Regions from separate parts of the Homo sapiens genome. Here region 1 is linked to region 2. A link is an interaction called in ENCODE POLR2A ChIA-PET data of the cell type or tissue named here. Cell type or tissue: OCI-LY7. All regions are shown on one strand.

Region 1 (4,000 bases), 120 kb before region 2:
CAAAAATTTTGCTATAAATCTCTGCTAGACAGTAATGCCTGGGTACCTATTCTTCACATTTCAGTAACTACCATATAAATCAAATTTTGTGCAAGATTAACAGTGTCTTTATTCAGTAATTAGGTAGAAAAATGAGACTAATAGAAAGACAGGGGTAAAAGCTGCCTGGAACATGTTATGGTCTTAACATTAAAGTTGCTACATCAGAGTTTCCAGTATCCTCTTACAGGATCATCTATGTGGGGAGGTAAGAAAAGAACTTAGGAAGATTTTTTAAAAAGCCTCGAATAACTTCTTATTACAACCTCACTAATATATATACTTCAAGCAAATTAATGAAATTGTTATTGATGATGTTAAAACATATGGGGGTGTTTCACAGACATCTAAAGACAAAATGGTAATAATGTTGATAATTTTATACCTGCTCACTATTTTGGACAAGCTATGTTAAATAATGAAAACTCAATATCCCACTTATTTTTAAGTTCATACTAACCCACAAACTATTGCCCCTAAGCAAATTTTACCTTGTACTTTACCAGTAAGCTTTGAAAGGGGGAAAAAAAAGGAGGGGGAGAGAATGAGCCTCTGAAGTAGAGAAATCAAACCTTCCTATATGTTTTGTGTGGCATCTTCTATATATTACTCGTGATCAACGTTGAGTTTTAATAGCAGTCTGATATTTGTTCAGTAACATATTACTCACCCATTTGAACACGGTTGATTGTGGGTAGTTTTAACTATCATGGATACCTTTCTACTTCCTAAAGATGTTTCACTTCATATCCTCATATTTTAGTGCAAAAGACCCACCTATGACTGCCAAAAAGTTTACGTACTTATTACAGGCTCAACATAAAAGGAGAAAAATTTCACATTTGGCATTAGTCCCCATACTTCCAAAATGCTACATTCAACATCTCATGCCAAGATCTTGTGCTCATCAGCAATTTTTTGGAAATGCTCGGGGTACAAAATAGCTTACCTAACATATGCAGATAAGCTAGAAAACCACAGTCTTGACTATTACACCGCTGCCACCCTTACCTGGTATTTTGAATCTCCAAAGAACTTAAGCTACAACCTCATCAGCAAATGTTACAAGCAAAGTGCTATATCAAAGTCATTTTCTCCTAGAAAGGAAAATAGGCAGGGAAGATGAGGGAGTAGAAAAGATAATTTACCTGCATCAATTTTCTGGAGAGCTCATTAGTGAGGAATTCTTCTTCTTTCTCATAATTTACAGCAAGGGTTTCTTTCTCCTTCTGCAAAGCCTGAATTTTCTTGAATAAAGTGTTACTAATGAATTCTTCTTCCTGCTCAGCCCTGGCTTGCTGTTTAAAAAAAAAAAAGGAAAGAACAAAACAAAACACATGTTAAGGAAACAGGAAATTTACTAATTGAAATATAGTTCTTATTTCCAGAAAGGGTACCCATTTTAAATAGAGCTCTATTTTTAGCTGTGAACCAACACACCCAAGAAATGCAAAACAGAGGAATTCAGCAGAGTCTACAGAAATGAATATCACTATTATGCCAAAGAGCCCCCCTTTACTATGTGTGGTCCTTATTCTTAAAGTGATATTTCAAAGAAATTAGCCAAGATCACATTGCAGTTTTTATGAAACTGTCCCAAATCAATAACCAGAATACAGAAAGATCCTTCTAATGTAGCAGACGGGTCCAGTCCTGTGCTATGGTACATCAATTCATGATAACTCTCACAGGTTGCTACATCTCCATGGTTTACAATTAAATATCTGGGCAACATTTTTTACTGGAGCAGAGCTCAACTCACTTAAAAGTAGAATTATATCACCTCCTTATGATGTCACTTAAAAGGTTTGGATAGGTTTGGATATGCCATTAAAAAGGCATTATGGGCCAGGTGCAGTGACTTACACATGTAATCCTAGCACTCTGGGAGGCAGAGGTGGGTGGATCACTTTGATCTCAAGAGTTGAGACCAGCCTGGGCAGCATGGCAAAACCCTGTCTCTATAAAAAATACAAAAAATTAGTCAGGCATGGTGGCACATGCCTGTGGTTCCAGCTATTCGGGAGGCTAAGGCAAGAGGATCACTTGAACCCGGAAGACAGAGGTTGCAGTGAGCCGAGATCATGCCACTGCACACCAGCCTGGGTGACAGAGTAAGATGTTGTCTCAAAATAATAAATAAAATAAAAAATAAAAGGCATTACAAATGTACATGGACACGTGTTCACTGAATAGCTGAATAATTACTAGAAAAAAAAAATTGCACCAAATGGCTGGAAACTAGTTATTAAGAGGTAGTGGAAATCTAGGGGTGAAGGGTAAAGGTGGGTGAGAGGGGCTTCATTTTTTACTTTATTTCCCTATTGGGAATTTTTTGGAGATGAAGTCAACGAGAGAGATTAGTGAATTGAATTTTAAAAACAGAAGAGAAGGGAGTCTTTTTTGAAGGCATTATTCAATGGAGATGAAAATATTCTTCTGTAGATACCCTCCTCTCTCCCTGAAAAAAATGTTTTAATAGATTAGGCTTATTATTATTCTGTCTAAACGGAAAAGCCTAACCATCTTTGAAGGAAATTAATCTTTTGGGAAAGGGCATCCATGTTTCAAACAAACTCAACTCTATTTAAATAACTTTTTAAACCACAACACTTTGATTTATACCAAATAATGCATTTGTTTTATCTGTCAAATCAAGGGAGGAAGAGCCACATGAATTCCAGGCCTCCAGAACCTGTTATTTATAATATTCCAAGAGAACCAGACAGGCAGAAGACGAAAGGGCACCCACATTAAACAATTACCACCTCTTACTGTAAAAGGCTCCGACAATCAATCCCAACTCTGGCAGTTTCGATTTCTGTATATACTCACCAGCTTCCCCAACATCCACACACTCTAATATCCACGGTTTCTGTGGAGTCCACCCTCCCTGCTCCCCATCACTGTGGCCCTAGAGGAGGTATGCCAGCTTCTGATACTGCTTGCTGAGCAATTCTACAAAGAGAGCCACACATAGTACACAGACTGAAAAACAGAGCTACACAAACACAAACAGTGGAGGCTTTGGGAGAAGGTCCAGTACTCACATTTTTAAAGCCATTCTGGGGTAGTCCAAGAGAGCTAAGCAACAAAGACAAAATCCTTCAGCTAATAAATCTGTATTACCAGCCAAGGCACCCAGTGAGCAGTCCATAGGTTCCCCCAGTGGTTCCCTTACATACCTCCTATTTCATTAACGCTTCTCAATGTCTTACTCTTTCCACTATAGTCAAGGAAAACTGCTGAGAACTCATACTTCTCCTCCCCCTTTAAATCAATCCCCACTTGCCTTCCGAACTCTCAAACTTCAGGATTTCACGCTAGTGCCATGGGCAGGAATCCAAAGTATTTATTTAAGACATATTTGACACATACATATCTAAGCCTGCCATCTATCCAAGCTACTTGTTTTTCTGGTTTTGACCGACAAAGTCCTATATGATTTGAATTCTGACTATTCTAAAAGTTAAAGAACAGAAAGGCTGAGAGGAACTGTAGTGCTCTTGCAGGTGATTCTAGACTTGGCATTCAAAAGGGTGTTTGCCATAAACTCATTTCATTATCAGATCAGACTCAACTTCTTGCACATTAACACACATTTAGTATTTTAGATAACTGGTAAATTTTATTATAAGCAGTAAAAGTGAAGTGGACTCAGAGACTAGGCAGATCACCTTTCCCTTTACACAGGGGCCTAGAAGTGATAAATAGAAAATAAGAAACTAAGAGATTATTCTTGTGAGAAGTTGAAAATCAACCTTAAGAGTTTATTTGTGAAGCCACCCCTCCCCAATTCATCTAGCTACTAAGTCATAGGGACAGGAGATTTCACCGTAACATAAAAAAGAACTTTCGGTAGAAAGTACATTGTGGCTCTAGGCCAGGCGCAGTGGCTCATGCCCGTAATCCCACCACTTTGGGAGGCCAAGGTGGGTGGATCACGAGGTCAGGAGTTCAA
Region 2 (4,000 bases):
TAGAAGGGAGAGAGTAGCAGCATAAAGGGAGCAGAAAGGAAAAACCCAGCAAAACACAGTGCATACCTATGAAACAGAAATGGGGGTGTCAACCCTGCAGGAGGGAGAAAGCAGCCAGTTGCTGGGAAGAGGGATGTCACCATTGTTGGAATCTTGTATACAAGGGTGATATTCTGCAGGACCAGGGAGACATGCATTTAGAAACTTAGTCATGGCCAAAGTCCCGCAGAAGGAGTGACTGATAGTCACAGGAAGCTTAAATTGGTGGAGTGTACTCTTTGGCATTTTTCTAATTAGTTCGTGTTCATTAAATGATTCCAGAGTATAGTTAAGCTGTAGTACTTAGTCTGTGTAACAAATTATTCTCCCCTAAATGCCTCCTAAGAACCCTCGCCAGGTGCTGATTATGTCTCCCATACCTGAATCTAATGTGTCTGTCCCTCACCCTGATGATTTGCCAGAACTGATCACTGCTAGTCCCTCCTTCCAGAGAAACAAGGAGACAGAATTATTAACCAAACAGGAGGGCAAAAAGGGAAAAAAAGCCTATATAACACAAGAATAGATTACACTGCTGACCTGGGTTTCAGTTACATACAAATTGCATCTTCACAGAGGAGCTCAGCTCTTCAGGTTTAAATTAAACTTAGTCCAATAGACATTTATAGGGCACCTATTTTGTACTTGGCACTGGGCCATGTGGGAAAACAAACTGGCTTGGTCAGGTGCGGTGGCTTAGGCCTGTAACTCCAGCACTTTGGGAGGCAGAGGTGGGAGGATTGCTTGAGTCCAGGAGTTCCAGACCACCCTGGGCAACACGATGAACCCCTGTCTCTACAAAATATACAAAAAAATTAGCTGAGCATGGTGGCATGTGCCTATAGTCCTAGCTACTTAGGAGGCTGAGGTGGGAGGATCACCCGAGACTGGGAGGTTGAGGCTACAGTGAACTGAGCCATGATTGCACCACTGCACTCCAGCCTAGGTGACAGAGTGAGACCCTGTCTCAAAAACAAACTGTAAGGCATGGTTACTGCTCTTGAGAAGCTGAAAATATTCCCAAAGAGGCCAGTGTGAACAAGTATACAATAAAATTTGTAAATGAGAGAAAAATTCCTTGTGAGTAAAAATGCCAGGAAATTCAGAGAATGGAGGCACTAACTCAAACTGGAGTGAGAAAGCTCTGGGGAGAATTTGGGATTTGGGACCTAGGCCCTTGGAACATAAACCAGATTTTGAGGTGAGAATAAAAGAGATGAGAGCACCCAAATGGAGAAAACAGAATGATCTTATCAAGACAATCTCAGAACTACTGAAGAAGCTATTTGATAAAGGTAATCAGTAGGCATGAATCCCTCAGTGGACCATGAGTTCTTCAAGAGCTGGCATCATGGCCGGGCATGGTGGCTCAAGCCTGTAATCCCAGCACTTTGGGAGGTCGAACGGGGGAGATCACCTGAGGTCAGGAGTTCAAGACAAGCCTGGCCAACATGGTGTAACCCTGCCTCTACTACAAATACAAAAAATTAGCTGGGCGTGGTGGTGGGCGCCTGTAATCCTAGCTACTCGGAAGGCTGAGGCAGGAGAATTGCTTGAACCCCGGAGTTGCAGGTTTCAGTGAGCCAAGACTGCGCCATTGCACTCCAGCCTGGGTGATAAGAGTGGGACTCCCTTTCAAGAAAAAAAAAAAAAAAGTGCTGGCATCATGTCTTAGGCCTCTTGGAATTCATTCATTCAACAAATCTGGGTGTTGAGAATAAGCAATGAGTGAAACAGACAGCGTCTCTGCCCTCATGCAGTGCAGCTTACAGTCTTAATGGCAGAGGCAGACATAAACAATAGACAACTGGCCAGATGCGGTGGCTCACACCTGTAATCCCAGCACTTTGGGAGGCCGAGGTGGGCAGATCACCTGAGGTCAGGAGTTTGAGACCAGCCTGACCAACATGGCAAAACCCTGTCTCTACTAAAAATACAAAAATTAGCCGGGTGTGGTGGCAGGTGCCTGTAATCCCAGCTACTTGGGAGGCTGAGGCAGGAGATTCGCTTGAACCCGGGAGATGGACGTTGCAGTGAGCTGAGATCGCACCATTTCAATTCAGCCTGGGCAACAAGAGTGAAACTCTGTCTAAAAATAAAAAATAAAATAAAAATAAATTGCAGGAGGCTAGTTACAGACTTCTTTTGCTGGAAAGAAGAGAAAAATATCTACATTTTAGATTAATTTATTTCCACATCCAAAAAGTCCAGCTGAATGGACTCTGTGGAAGTAGTACACAAACATACATACCACTTACAAATCAAGCGGTCTGTAAAGATTATTTGCCTATGTTAACTTAGTGAGCCTGCAGCAAGACAAGTTCCTCTTTTTATTATTTCAGTGCTTACTACTCTTTTCCACATCATGCACACACTGAAGATGATAGTATTTGTCTGGCTCACTGGGGTAGAGGGAAGAGAGGGAATAGCCCTGGAGGTTCCACCCTCAGGCTCAAAGGGAGAAGTATTTCAGTACATCTCTAATCCATTTGGCTCATTAACTAGAAAGTTCTGTTTTATTTAATCACAGAAAAGTCTATTTTTGTAAAATACTTATAACCTTGATCTGTCCCTCCTACAAGCATCACCATCTCAGAGAATGACTACTCCACCTTTCTAATTGCTCAGGGCAGAAATCTTGGGATCATCTTTGATGCCTCTCTCTCTCTCACTTAGCATCCTTTCATTCCATTAGTAAATCCTGTTAGCTCTATATGGTCCAACACTTCTTACCACCTCCTCTGTGCTACAACCCTAGTCCACAGTCTTTTTGTGCCTGGATTACTTAAAATTCTTCTGTCTGGTCTCACTTCTTCCTCTCTTGCTCCTCTGCAGTCCCTTCTGTAAATAGCAGTGGGCACAATGCTGTTAAAACAGAAGTCTAATAATAACATATCTTCAAAATTCTCTCGTGACTCTCAATCTCACTTAAAGTGAAGTTCAGAGGTCTCACAATGGCCTGCAAGGCCTGCCCCCTAATGGCCTACCAGACCCTGCCCCATCTGCCGCCTCCTCCTTCCTCTCTGAACTCACGTTTTACCATTTTCTCCTTTGCTCAATTCTCTCGAGCTACTCTGGCTTACCTGTTCTGCCTTGAACACACCAGACAATTCCTGCCTCAGAAATTTTGCTTTTGATGTACTGCCTGCCTGCAATGCTCAGATATCTTCATGGCACTCTCTCACACCTGTTAGGTCTCAGTTTAAATGCCAGTTTCATAGTGGGACCTTCTTTGATCACACTATTTACCATCAGCTCCCACCTCCAAACTAACTCTGTTATATCCTATCCCTTTCCTCTATAGCACTTATTACTGTCCATTCTGTTTATTGTCTGACACCCTCACTGGAATGTAAGGTTCTTGAGGGCAGGGATTTTTTTCAGTTTTGTTCCCTGTTGTAGCTACAGTACACAGAACAGTACCCAACCTATAGTAAAAACTCAATAAATTTTTGTTGAATCGATGAATAAATTAATGAATGAATTCACATGTTACTTGGCTTTCTAAAACCTGAAGTTGTCAGTGTGATAAAAACTGTTTATTGTTTAGAACAAAGGCAGAGGACCTGGTTACAAGGTTAACCTAATGACTGTCTCTGAAATATTACAGTGTTAAAACTTTGCTAATGGATTATTTCCTGATGTTATCTGATCATTTCTTGTTCCATTATGATAATATAATGAAACATATCCAAAAGTGCCATGAAGAAAAATAAAGCAGGGAGAGAGGGCTTAGAGAATGATAGGACTGCTTTTTTAGTTAGTGTAATCAGGGAAGGCCATTTATCAGAGGCTGGAATGAAGGGAGGGACAACCCTCTAAAGGGCTGCGGGCAGAACATTCCAGGCAGAGTGAACAATGAGTGCAAAGTCCAAGCAGCTGGAACAAACTTGATGTTTTTGAGTAGCTGTAAGAAAGACAATGTGGTCAGACCAGAGTAAACATGCTGGAGAGTGGCAGC

What was found. ChIA-PET counts read pairs that join two places held together with the same protein. Peaks named below come from ENCODE experiments on the same cell type or tissue, not always from the same donor. Only the 100,000 strongest peaks of a DNase experiment are listed, where the experiment ranks them.
Region 1: POLR2A ChIA-PET joins it to region 2 with 6 read pairs; 2 of 35 experiments call an interaction of 5 or more read pairs at or near these places.

Annotation. Positions count from the first base shown.
Region 1 is chr10:59,851,366-59,855,365 of GRCh38, forward strand. CCDC6 (coiled-coil domain containing 6) reads right to left here. Exons shown (of 9, transcript NM_005436.5): 2 at 1,188-1,337. Among named protein-coding and RNA genes, the nearest start is that of CCDC6, 53 kb to the right of the region's middle. In OCI-LY7, no CTCF peak of the experiment used is centred here; no DNase peak of the experiment used is centred here.
Region 2 is chr10:59,968,213-59,972,212 of GRCh38, forward strand. No RefSeq gene overlaps it. Among named protein-coding and RNA genes, the nearest start is that of LINC01553, 9.3 kb to the left of the region's middle. In OCI-LY7, CTCF peaks have their summits at 3,006 (motif pointing left) and 3,212; a DNase peak (open chromatin) is centred at 2,349.